Regions from separate parts of the Homo sapiens genome. Here region 1 is linked to region 2. The links are chromatin contacts, found by Hi-C or POLR2A ChIA-PET in ENCODE. All regions are on one chromosome and are shown on one strand. The core of a region is the stretch at or near the end of the contact, and the rest is flanking DNA. Distances in the headings are between cores, read along the strand shown.

What was found. Hi-C counts contacts between places; a loop is a spot of excess contacts on that map. ChIA-PET counts read pairs that join two places held with the same protein, here RNA polymerase II (POLR2A). Pooled maps may share reads with other maps.
Region 1: a loop to region 2 is called in a pooled map, with 6 times the contacts of the local background. The contact joins the enhancer-like site here to the promoter of ANKLE2 in region 2. A Hi-C loop is called at or near these places in 2 of 37 single-sample maps with no recorded cell type and 7 of 50 pooled maps. POLR2A ChIA-PET finds 5 or more read pairs at or near these places in 1 of 52 experiments (HEK293).

What each region holds. Positions count from the first base shown.
Region 1 is chr12:132,445,867-132,452,051 of GRCh38, reverse strand. It overlaps LOC112268102 (a long non-coding RNA gene), which reads right to left. Exons shown (of 2, transcript XR_002957440.2): 2 at 5,046-6,185. Among named protein-coding and RNA genes, the nearest start is that of MUC8, 26 kb to the left of the region's middle. RefSeq lists enhancers at 648-957, 5,297-5,983, 5,984-6,185 and silencers at 2,192-2,261, 2,292-2,341. Within about 2 kb of position 2,296, at least 3 of the 41 ENCODE cell types and tissues checked have a DNase peak (open chromatin) inside an H3K27ac peak, as active enhancers do.
Region 2 is chr12:132,758,832-132,765,483 of GRCh38, reverse strand. It overlaps ANKLE2 (ankyrin repeat and LEM domain containing 2), which reads left to right and starts at 3,652. Exons shown (of 13, transcript NM_015114.3): 1 at 3,652-3,866. The coding sequence starts at 3,686. RefSeq lists enhancers at 2,984-3,083, 3,438-4,306 and silencers at 3,234-3,523, 3,614-4,203.

The DNA.
Region 1 (6,185 bases), core at 1,047-3,546, 310 kb after region 2:
GCTGTGGCCACACCACGCCAGCCTCATGGCCTCCTCCTCATCTCTGCCTTGACCGATGCGGGCCGGGAACCCTCCTCAGAGCGCAGACCCCGTCCTCTGTGGGCCACAGGCTGTGCACTCAGGGGCTGCCCTCCCACTGCAGCCAGGGTGGGCTGGCCCCTCCACCTGGGAATCCAAATTAGGAGTAATGAGGGGGATGTGGCTGAAGTGTGGCAGGATTTAGGGCACAGAACCCGGGGAAATCACTAAAACCGTCCCCAGCGTGGACGGCGGGGAAGAGACAGGTCCGGCAGCGTGAGATGGAAGAGTCGCGCAGCAAGACCCCTGTTCGGGAGAATGGATGCCCCCGCCCGCCCTCCGCCCTCTGCCTTCCAACCTCCACCCCCGACCCTCCGCCTTCCTGTGGCTGCTCCTCACTGGCCCAGCCCAAGAGGACGTCAGAGGGTGAGGGGCCATCCCAGACCACCCTGCAGGACTCGCGTGGCCTGATGAGCTGTGGGGGGGACTCTAAGCTCCCGCCCCTGCTTGGCGTCCTCCCCTCCCTCCCCGAAGCCTCCAGGGTCAGGGAACACCCGGCGGCCCTGCCAGCCCCTGCCCCGCCCTGGAGAGTCGCCGTCTGTGTCACCCGCGCCACAGAAAGGAAGTCAGCGCAGCCTGGGACAACCCCCCAGAGGGGTCACTGGCAGGTGTGGGCCCTCCAGATGCCTCGCGGGCCAGTGACAGCAGGAGGGGAGACTGGGAGGACACCCCAGCCGCACAGAGGGTGCCCTGGCCCCTCCTGGATGCCCTGAGCTGGTCGGGGTCTCAGAACCTGCTCTTCCTCGGCCCCCCAGGGCTGGAGCAGGGGGCTCAGCTGGGCTCGATCATGGGAGTTTCCCCTCTGGCCTGCACTGGAAAACCCAGCACAGCCAGGAAGAGATGGGCCCCTCCCTGCAGAAGCCGGGCGGGCGTGCTGGGCTCCGCGTGGGCAGCTCCCCAAACGGGCCTTGGGGGCCTCCCTGAGGGGATTCAAGGCTGTGTAGCTCCTGGGGGGCTGCCATGGGGCCAGCAGAGGAGGAGGGGAGGGAGGGAGTGGCCACACCTGCGCTGATGCTGCCTGGCCCTCCCTGTCGGACCATGACCCTCATCAAGGAGGGGTCCAGCCTCAGGGACTGAGATGGCTGAGCCCCTACATCAGCCCAGGGACCCTGGGAGAAGCCTCCCCCATTCAGATGGCCCTGCTTGGAAAATCAGCAGCTGCAGGCTAAGGCCGAGGGCTCCAAGGCACTTCATTAACCTCCTCTGGGGCTTCTCATTGCCTTTCCAGGAGGAGCAAAAGCAGCTGTGTTTGATTTTGGAGGATTTTACTGTGTGTGCGACTCTCCTGGACCGGCAGGCACCAGACCACCAGATGATTACGAGGTGATGGAGCCTCCCGGCCTGGGGAGCTGGGCCCTGCCGGCTCAGCTCACCCCGCAAGCAGGTCTGTGTGCCCTTGGTCACTCCAGGCCCACCCGGGGCCCCAGGCAGCTTGGGACGAGGACTCTGAGACATGTCTGGGAAGACTGCCTGTGCAAACTGGGGCCTCCCGCCTGCCTGGCGCGGCTCCGAGCACCCCCAGCGGGTTAACACTTCATTACCAAGGAAATCAATTTTCCTCCGCAGAGCTGCTGGCAGAAAAGCGCTTCTCCCTGGCAGCTTAGGAGGGCTTAGCCTGCAACTCCACCCTGAGCGTTCACTGCCCCCACCTCGAGCTGGTTGTTTCTGGGACCAAGGCTGGGGGAAAGGGACTTCGGGAGAGGTCGGGAGGAGCCGGGCCTGGGCCTTCCTGGGCTGTAAAGCTGCGAGATGGACAGGCAGGGACTGTGTGATGCAGGCAGGTATCCGGGAACGCCAGGGGATGCATTTACATGGCATTAGGTATTACAAATCATCCAGAGATGACTGAAAGTATTGGGAGAAGGTGGGTAGGCTCTATGCAAATACCAGGCCACTTTATACCAGGGCCTTGGGAACCTGCTGATTTCAGGATCCAAGGGCGGTCCTGAAACCAATCCCGAGGATATCGAGGGATGACTATACTGCAAGTGGATTAAACGCTTAAGTGTGAAAAGTGAAACTGTAAAAAAAAAAATTTAATTGAACATTTACTATGTACCAGACACAGTTCTAAGCACTTTCAAAGCAACAGTGAACACAGCACATGCTCTCTGCCCTCCTGGGGCCCCCGGAGGTTGGTGGGGAGATATGAGCCGCGGTCATCACAGGTAAACACATCACTCAAATAAGTCAAGGGGAAGTGGGGTGCCGGGAGGGGCAGGCTGCATTTACGCCTTACCTAAAATATGCTTGCCGCAGGGAAGGTGACATTTCAGCAGACTTGAAGGAACTAGAGATATCGATGGAGGTTTCATCCTGAAACCCGAAACTAGAATGCAAGAAAATATGTTTTGTTTATTTATGAAACTGGGTAGTGTTAATTACAACACTTCATTTTTAGAAAGAAACACAATGAATCTACAGCTGATTTTTGGAAGTTGCTTTTCAGACAAAAATGGTTGAATGCCACGACATAACAGCCTTTATTTGTGACTTTCAAAGCATGCTCCAAGCGGGGCAATTTTTGAAAGAAAAAAAAAAGGTAAGTTTATTGAATTTCCTAAGCACTTCTCTCTTTTTAAAAAAATAAATTTTTCAGCCAGGTGCGGTGGCTCACGCCTGTAATCCCAGCACTTTGGGAGACCGAGGCAGGCGGATCACCTGAGGTCAGGAGTTCGAAACCAGCCTGGCCAACATGGTGAAACCCCATCTCTACTAAAAATACGAAAATTAGCTGGGTGTGGTGGCATGTGCCTGTAATTCAAGCTACTCAGGAGGCTGAGACAGGAGAATCGCTTGAGCCTGGGAGGCAGAGGTTGCAGTGAGCCGAGATTGTGCCACTGCACTCCAGCATGGGCAACAGAGCAAGACTCCGTCTCAAAAAAAAAAAAAAAAGGGCGGGTGCAGTGGCTCACACCTGTAATCCCAGCACTTTGGGAGGCCGAGGCGGGCATATCACAAGGTCAGGAGATCGAGACCATCCTGGCTAACACAGTGAAACCCCGTGTCTACTAAAAATTAGAAAAAATTAGCCGGGCGTGGTGGCACGCGCCTGTAGTCCCAGCTACTCAGGAGGCTGAGGCAGGAGAATGGCTTGAACCCGGGAAGCGGAGCCTGCAGTGAGCCGAGATCGCACCACTGCACTCCAGCCTGGGTGACAGAGCGGGACTCCGTCTCAAAAGAATGAAATAGGGTCATCAGAGGGTGAGCTTATTTAGAAATAGGGCCGTGTCGCAGATGTGATGAGCAAAGATGAGGCCATCCTGGACTGGGGTCCTTCCACAAGGGGAGATTGCCAAGTTATCCTCAAGCCAAGGAACTTTTGGAAGCCGGAGGGAGGCTTGTGTAAGTCTCCCAGTTTGGGATGATTCAGTCTGTAGCTCGGGGCCAGTCCAGATTCATCAAGGGAGAAGCCAGCACAAGGGGCGGCCACCCTCTCACTCAGTGACCCTTAGCTCCACGTGAAAACACACTCAATCTCCAGAGACCTCGGCCTCTCATTCCGCTGCATCCTCAGGCCCAGGCTTGGAGTCCTTGATCATATCAGAACGAGGGCTGGGGAGGAGGCCCTCAGCGTCTCTCACCCACATCTCCATCTGAGGAACTGAACTAAGAAGCCTGGGATCACAGGCGTGCACTTCTCTGGGGCCCTAGACCCAATATGCGATGACAAGGCAGGGGCGGGACGAACACGCCGACACCCCCGTTCAAACAGCAGGGACAGGAGGAGCAGACACGGTTGGCAGAAACCTGAGCTCCAGCCAGGTCCACACCAGCAGCTTCTAGGTGAGCACCGCCTGCTCCTAGGAGCTGACTCTTTGTGACCCCAGGCTGTGTCTCCTGGGCTCTTGGCTGAGGTCAGAGTTAAGGTCCCTCTTCTGCAAGAGGTGGCCTGTGCTTGTGGCCGGGCAGCTTCTCAGCCTGCCTCCTGAGCATAAAGAGGCCTGTTTCCACACCGAGCCGCCTCTCTCTGACGGCACTTCCACAACAGAGCTCTCTGCAGAAACCCTGTGTGTCTCCTGCGGGCGTGACTGAGTTAACCCACACCTGCTCGCTGGGGCAAGCTCTTGTCTCCTTGGGCTGAGACCCAGGAGGCTGCGGAAGGGCGCCCTCGAGGTTCCCAGAGGCCTGACTGTATCGAGTCTAAAAGATAGCTTGTGAATCTTGCAAATCTCAATAAAGCTGCTTCAGCCACGCCTTTGAGGTCTTCACCCTTAGGCCAGAGGCCATTTCTCACTTTGAGAACCTGGTACTGGCTTAAAAGACTGTCCTGGGCCCTCTTGATTCCTCCAGATTCTGCAAACTCAACGGCTCCTCACGTGCCTGCCCCCCACCTCCCCGCCCCCAACTTCAGCCTCTGTCTAGACAGGTCCTCGCAGGGCCACGACCTTCCCCGCAGCCAGAGGTGGTGCCACCCCAGCGCTCCGCCTGCCCTCAGCGGGGGTCTCCTTCCCATCCTCCTCCCCAGCCTTCCCACCATCCCCCGTAGACTCCTGGAGGCCCCCAGGTTCTGCGTGACTCCAAAGGTGACAGCACATATTTGGGGTGCTAATCATGGTGGCACCCCATTTCCTGGCACCCACTTCTCACTCGTAAGATGGCTTCTCAGGATGGTGCCTCCCCAGACGCACGGACTCTGGGCCTGTGTAGCCAGTGGCATGAGCTGGAGGTGGCAGACTGTGACTCTGAGACGGCGTCTTAGTAGCCCTGGAACTCCTGCCTCAGCTTTGTGGGATTTGTCCTAGGGGAGGCCAGCTGCCTGCCAAGAAGCTTGATGACCCTGGCAGCCATGCTGTGAGGGGGTCCAAGCTGAGCGTGGAGAGGCTACTCAGAAAGAGATGCTGGACAGCTCCAGCCTGCATTTGCTGCAACCACACTGGAGACCCTAGGCAGGAAGCACCCAGCGCAGCCCAGTCAACTCCAGAGCCCTGAGCACTCACGGTAGATTGCTATTTAGGCCATCAAGCTCCGGGGAGGCTTATTTATTTATTTATTTATTTATTTTTGAGACGGAGTCTTGCTCTTGTTGCCCAGGCTGGAGTGCAATGGTGCAATCTCGGCTCATGGCAACCTCCACCTCCCGGGGAAGTTTATTACGTAGCAGGAGATAACTAAAAGAAAGTGCATTTTGTTACATTTTGTTGGCTGATGGGTACATTGTCAACAAAGCTGTGCCGGGATTGCAGCAGTTTGAGCAGGGAGGGTGTGGGGTGGGACCTACTGCATAAACAGAGATTTTATTAGTGGATAGTTCTCTGAATATAGCCTTGAAACTGTAACCACCCAACGGGTTCTTCTTGCCTGACAGCCGATTTATCAGGACAGGAGAATTGCAATAGAGTCTAGTGCATCCAGAGCCAGCTAGCAGGAGACTGGAGTTTTATTATTACTCAAATCAGCCTCCCTGAAAATTTGGAAACTGGAGTTTTTTAAAAGATAGTTTGGCAGGCAGGGGGCTAGGGAGTGGGGAGTGCTGGCTGGTTGGTCGGGGATGAAATCACAGGGGCTGAAGCTGTCCTCCTGCACCGAGTCGGTTCCTGTGAGGGCCACAGACCGGAAGAGCTAGTTTACCCGTCTGGGTGGTGCCAGCGGAGCCGTCAGAACGCAGGGTCTGAAGAACCTCTCCAGCATCAATCTTAGGTCCTACGGCGGTGACGTCATCCACAGGAGCGGCTGGGAAGGGTCCTGTGGGCCTACGATGGTGACGTCATCTACAGGCGCGGCTGGGGCGGTATCCTGTGGTCTTACTGTGGTGACGTCATCTACAGGAGCGGCTGGGGCGGTGACTTGTGGTCTTACGGCGGTGACGTCATATACAGGAGCGGCTGGGAAGGGTCCTGTGGTCTTACGATGGTGACGTCATCTACAGGCGCGGCTGGGGCGGTGTCCTGTGGTCTTACGGCGGTGACGTCATATACAGGAGCGGCTGGGGAGGAGTCCTGTGGCGTCTGGCTGCGTGAATCCTGAGCCGGAATTCCTAATCCTGCTGTTATTTGTCGGTTTTACAACGGGACTGGTCCCCCCAAGCGAGGAGGGAATCTGTTTTGGGGAGGGGCTGTTATCCTTTTTGTTCCCAACTTAAACTGTAAACTAAGTTCCTGTCAAAG
Region 2 (6,652 bases), core at 2,403-4,902:
GGCTGTTTTCCTGACTAGACCCTACTGTATGTAACATACGGCTGGGTTTCTACAAGTGCTAAATAGCCATTGATAACAAACTTAATAGACACACGGCCTTTAAGGAAATCCAATTAATATTGAAAAAGAAGGGGAAGAAAAGAAATTAGCTACTCCCTGCTCATCTAGGGCTTTTCCCAGCACGTTGGGAGTAAATCCTCGAGCTGTGAGACTTCAGCTTCCGCTCAGTCCCTGGGGCTCACATGGCCCCTTTGTGATCTCGGATCAGAAATGAAGTAGAAGTTAAATTACAACTAGGAATAAAATCAGGGCTGGGCGCAGTGGCTCACGACTGTAATCCCAGCACTTTGGGAGGCCGAGGTGGGCGGATCATGAGGTCAGGAGATCAAGACCATCCTGGCTAACGCGGTGAAACCCCGTCTCTACTAAAAATACAAAAAATTAGCCGGGCGTGGTGGCGGGCGCCTGTAGTCCCAGCTACTGGGGAGGCTGAGGCAGGAGAATGGCGTGAACCCGGAAGGCGGAGCTTGCAGTGAGCCGAGATCGCGCCACTGCACTCCAGCCTGGGCGACATAGCAAGACTCCGTCTCAAAAAAAAAAAAATTCAGAACGGCTCTCAGAAGAGGCCATTGATTCTAATAAGCTTCATTTTGTTCATTCACCGGAAATCTACTTCTACCTGCAGGAGTTTACGTCTCAAAGTTTTTCATTTCTACCTAAACAGTAGCTAATATAGGGTTGGCTTCTGAACAGTGGAGTTGTTCTCCATGTTTTCCTGTGATTGTTCCTTTCTCATTTAACTGGGAGTGGATGCATTACATGGGGGTGAGGGCATGGCCCTATCAGGACCCTGGCTGCTTACCTGGATTCCACAGAAGTCCTGGTGTCAAGGCTGGTGGAGCTGCTGCACCAGAGACCCTCAAGCATGAAAACAGGATTGACCAGGACAGCCTCACGGTGCCGAGAACGAAAGTGCCTTCCCTCTCCGCTAATCCACAGCGTCCACCTGCCCGAGAACAGCTCTCCCAGTCCCACCTTCCGTCCCGCTCTGAGGTGAGCGGGGAGAGAAAAGACAGGAATGCGCATTGTGGGCGCTTGGGCTCCGTGGCCGCGTCCATCACCGTCCGTCCACTCTCCGCTGCCTTTGCTTAGTCATGTGGTCGCTGGATGTGTTCAGGAGACGGCAGCGTCTCCACAGCCCACTGAGAGCTTCTGTAACTAAGAAAAAGCTCTTAATAACTTAATGGAGAGTGGACGCTGGGTGTCAACAGCTGACTACAGCTGACCATTTAACAAATCGGCTCTAAAGCCCTTCATGTATGGAGGCTCCGTAACGAGGACTTACATAATTACCTTTTTATGTATGTATGTACGTACTTGTTTATTTATTTATTTTTGAGACAGGGTCTCTCTCTCCCAGGCTGGAGGGCAATGGCGCAATCTTCGCTCACTGCAGCCTTGACCTCCCAGGCTCAAGTAATCCTCCCTCCTCAAGGCGTGTGCCACCACGTTCAGCTAATTTTTTAAATTTTTAGCACAGACAGCGTCTCGCCATATTGCTCAGGCTGGTCTCCACCTCCTGGGCTCAAGCGATCCTCCTGTCTCGACCTCCCAAAGTGCTGGGATTACAGGTGTGAGCCACCGTGCCCAGCCTTCTTGGGCCTCTTCTAAGGGAAGTATATAAGGCTCTGTCCCATGACCTATCACCTCCCACAAGCCCCACATCCTAATACCATCACCTTGGGGGTTAGGGTTTCTTTTTTTTTTTGAGACAGAGTCTCGCTCTGTCACCCAGGCTGGAGTGCAGTGGCGCGATCTTGGCTCACTGCAAGCTCCGCCTCCCGGGTTCACACCATTCTCTTGCCTCAGCCTCCCGAGTAGCTGGGACTACAGGTGCCTTCCAGCATGCCCGGCTAATTTTTTGTATTTTTTAGTAGAGACTGGGTTTCACCGTGTTAGCCAGGATGGTCTCGATCTCCTGACCTCGTGATCTGCCCGCCTCGGCCTCCCAAAGTGCTGGGATTACAGGCGTGAGCCACCACGCCCGGCCAAGGGGGGTTAGGGTTTCAACATACGAACGCTGGGGACAGACACTCAGAATACAGCAGAGGTGTACGTTTAACTTTGAAAGAAACTGCCTCACTATTTTCCAAGGTGGTTAACTCAGTGTTTGCTCTTGCCAGCAAAATTTGATATTGCCAATTTTTAAATTTTAGCCATTCTGGTGGATTTCAAGCAGCATCTCATCGTGGTTTGAATTTCCATTTCATCCATCTTCAAAATTACTGACCCTTTCTTCTGTAGTGCCCAACCAACCATTAGTACCATCCAATGATATTTTTTAAGAGATGGGGTCTTGCTATGTTGGTCAGGCTGGCGTGCAGTGGCTATTCACAGGCGAGATCACGCTCATGGCAGCCTCGAACTCCCGGACTGAAACTACCATCACCCCTCACGCTCCAGAGTTGCTGAGACTACAGACCTGAGCCACCTCGCTCAGATCAATTATGTTTTTAACCAAGGATATCAATTATATTTTTCAGGTCTTTCATTTTCATTTAATAATATCTAAATTAGGCGGGGCGCGGTGGCTCACGCCTGTAATCCCAGCACTTTGGGAGGCCGAGGCTGGTGGATCACTTGACATCAAGAATTCGAGACCAGTCTGGCCAACATGAGGAAACCCCGTCTCTACTAAACATGCAAAAATTAGCCAGGCGTGGTGGTGGGCACCTGTAATCCCAGCTACTTGGGAGGCTGAGGCAGGAGAATCGCTTGAGCCCAGGAGGCGGAGGCTGCAGTGAGCCGAGATCGCGCCACTGCACTTCAGCCTGGGCGACAGAGCAAGACACCGCATCAAAAAATAAATAAAACATCTAAATTACATACAGTAAAATCCTCCTTCCCTTTTTCGAGACAGGGTCTCACTATTAGGTTGGTGCAAAAGTAATTGCGGCTTTTACCATGACTTTCAAAATATTTGCCCGGGCTGGTCTCGAGCTCCCGGGCCGTGGGGATCCTCCCGCCTCGCCTCCCAAGGCGCTGGGACTCCGGACGCAGCCGCCGCGCCCGGCAAAATCCGCGCTTTCAACTGCGCGTCAGGGCCCCTTGGTGAAGGAGCGGGAAGCTCCGCCGGTCTCCATAGCGCCGGCGGCCTGTTCTGCGGGTTCGCGGGGGAGTGAGAGGCGCTTCCTCACTCCTGCTCCAGGACGGGACGACGGCCGCAAACAGTACTCGGGCTCGGAGCACACGAACCCGGAGGCCGCTTCGTTCTCGGAGACGCACAGCGCCCCACGGACGCCAGGCCGGGGCCGGGAGGCGCGAAGAAGCGCCGCCCCGCGCCCGGCCCCGCCCTGGTGGCCTCCCCGGGCCCCAGCCCCGGCCCCCGCCAGCACATTGCGCTCCCCGCGCCTCGCCGGTCCCAGGACCCCGCGTCGGGCTGCCCGCGCCCCGCCTGCCGCGCCCGCCCGTCCGCTCGCCCGTTCCCGCCCGCTTGGGTCCCAGGGCCGGGGCCGCGCCCTCGCCGGGCCTCCGCGAGCGGGGCCGCCGTCCGTGTCCCCCGCGCCGCCCCGGCCGCCTCGAGCGCGGCGCCGTCAGGCAGGGCGCGGGCAGCCCGGCGCGGGGTCCTGGGACGGGCGCGGCGCGGGGCGCGGGCTTCTCGGCGGCTGCGGCCCGGGCGGCGGCGATGCTGTGGCCGCGGCTGGCGGCGGCCGAGTGGGCGGCGCTGGCCTGGGAGCTGCTGGGCGCCTCGGTGCTGCTGATCGCTGTGCGGTGGCTGGTGCGGCGGCTGGGCCCGCGGCCGGGAGGTCTGGGCCGCAGCGGGACCCCAGTTCCTCCGCCAAGCGCGGCCGCCGCCCCCGCCTCAGGTAAGGCCCAGGCGGTCGCTGGGTCCCCGCACCCTGGCCCCTTCCCCGCCCCGACGCCCTCCTCGGGCCTGGGGTCCCGGCCGCGCCCCTGGAGCCGGCAGCAGTTGGGCGAGGCGGCCGGGGAAACCAGGGCCGGTCGGGAAAGGCCATTCCGGCCGCGGAAAGGGCAGTTGCGGGGACTTGGCTTCCCGGGCCGGGGGCGGAGGGGCCACGCCGGGTTCGGGGGTGAGAGCTTTCCCGGGCCCTGGAGCAGCCTCCGGGGAAGGCGGCGGGGGCCCGGCGAGGCGTTAGCGGAGACTCTTGCTGCGGTCTCTCGAGACCTGGGGAGGGATGGCCCAAAGGAGGGCGGCGCGGGGAGGAAACCCCTGGGTCCCGGATGTGTTTGGAACGTGAAGCCATTGCGGTTACTGGTCATGGAACATAAGGCAGAGACGGAAAAGGCAAATGTAACTCAGGGGTTTGGGGCCAGAGGAAGAGGGAGAAGGTGGCCATTTATTGCTTTGCGGTAGACTGTCGGGTCTGGGTGATGTGGAGATCAGAGGTGGGTTTTGGTCGTTTTAAGTTTGAGGTAACTGATACAGTGAACTGTGTATTTCAGCTCCATCCCCTTTTCCTGGCATACAACTCTTGAAATCCCGGGAACCTCCAAAGTGATGTCTTTTGTAGGCTGAGTGGACTGGTGGCCGGCAGCCCCTAGGGAGCTTCTGGATGGGGCTGGTCGCAGGAAAGACCAAGGCAGGGTTAGAGGTTCTGGGGACTTTCAGCCCCACCCCCAACCTCTGGGGAGGAGAGAGGGGTGAAGGTTGCGTTGATCACCAGTGGCTGATGAATCACGCCTGTGAAATGAAGTTCCTGTAAAAACCCAAAAGGGCTGGGTTCAGGGAGCTTCCAGATAGTACGTGGGGGTTCCTGGAGGCGGTGCCCAGAGAGGCCCTGAATTTCCAAGCGCTTCCCCCCGGTTTTACGTCACGCATCTCTTCACCTGTATTCTTTGTAATCCTTTATACTCTGCTGGTAAGTGTAAGTAAAACATGTCTGTGAGTTCGGGAGCCACTCTAGCAAATTACCGCAACCTGAGGAGGTCACCGGGTTACGCCCCGTCGGTCCCAAGCGCAGGTCAAACAACCTGGGCACTGGAAGTGGGGGGCAGTCTTGCGGGGCTGAGCCGTTAACCTGTGGGGGTCTGCTGGTATCTCCAGGAAGACGCTGTCAGAATAGATGACTGAATTAGGATGACAGACGACACCCAGCCTGTGTCCACTGCAGAACTGACGACCTGCGTGATTTGTGGGGAGAAAATCCCCACATACCTGGTGTCCGAAGCATGTTGCAAGACTAGTGGGAGAAACTGAGTTTGTTTTTACTCTAAATTGTCAGACTGTTAGTCACTGCGGAGAGGTGCTTTCTGATGATTGAGTGGGGATTCCTGTCCAATTGTGTGAGTTTGTGTCTCGGCCCTACCACTTTTTTTTTTTTTTTTTTTTGAAATGTAGTCTCGCCCTGTGGCCCAGGCTGGAGTGCAGTGGCGCGATCTCGGCTCACTGCAAGCTCCGCCTCCCGGGTTCAAGCGATTCTCCTGCATCAGCCTCCCGAGTAGCTGGGATTACAGGCGCCTGCCACCACGCCCGGCTAATTTTTGTATTTTTAATAGAGACGGGGTTTCACCATGTTGGCCAGGATGGTCTCGAATTCCTGACCTCAGGTGATCCACCTGCCTCAGCTTCCCAAAATGCTGGGATTACAGGTGTGAGCCATCGCACCGGGCCCTACCACTTATTGCTGTGGGCTTAACCTGTTTTCAGCCTGCTCTTTTAGGAATGGGGATGATAGTGATACCTGGTTAGGCTTTTTTGGGAGTTGGGTAAGTGCAGCACTTGGTATGTGTTAAGCACCTCTGAGTGCTGTTACTGTCACCAGCGGCATCATCCAGGCAGAGCTGCGGACAAGGTGGCGGCGGGTGAGGGTGGTGTTTTGAGAATGGCTGAAATAAAAAAATACTGATTTATTTTATATAAAAATATGTTTTTATATATGATGTATAATATACGTATATCATGGCATATGATACGTGTATATCATATAGCACATATAGTATACATATATATAGTCAGCAGAGATTTAGAGAAACTGGGCCTCGTGCATTGCAGGTGGGGACGGTAAGTGGTGCAGCTACTCTGGGAATCAGCCTGGCAGGTTTTTAGGAAGTTAAACCTGCCCTGCATTCCTGAGCTTTTATTAGACAAATGAAAACTATTTTCACACAAAAACCCATATTTAATGTTCATAGCAACTTTATTTGTAATTACCAGAAACTGAAATAACTCAAATGGTTAAACTTGCACACTGATACCCCGGGGTGCCACTCCGCAGCGATCCTCTCTGCCACGTGGGTGCCCCGGGGTGCCACTCTGCATGATCCACTCTGCCACGTGGGTGCCCCGGGGTGCCACTCCGCAGCGATCCTCTCTGCCACGTGGGTGCCCCGGGGTGCCACTCTGCGTGATCCACTCTGCCACGTGGGTGCCCCGGGGTGCCACTCCGCAGCGATCCTCTCTGCCACGTGGGTGCCCCGGGGTGCCACTCCGCAGCGATCCACTCTGCCACGTGGGTGCCCCGGGGTGCCACTCCGCAGCGATCCTCTCTGCCACGTGGGTGCCCCGGGGTGCCACACTGCGTGATCCACTCTGCCACGTGGGTGCCCCGGGGTGCCACTCCGCAGCGATCCACTCTGCCACGTGGGTGGATCTCAAGGGCATTATGCTGAATAGGAAAAGCCAGTCTCAAAA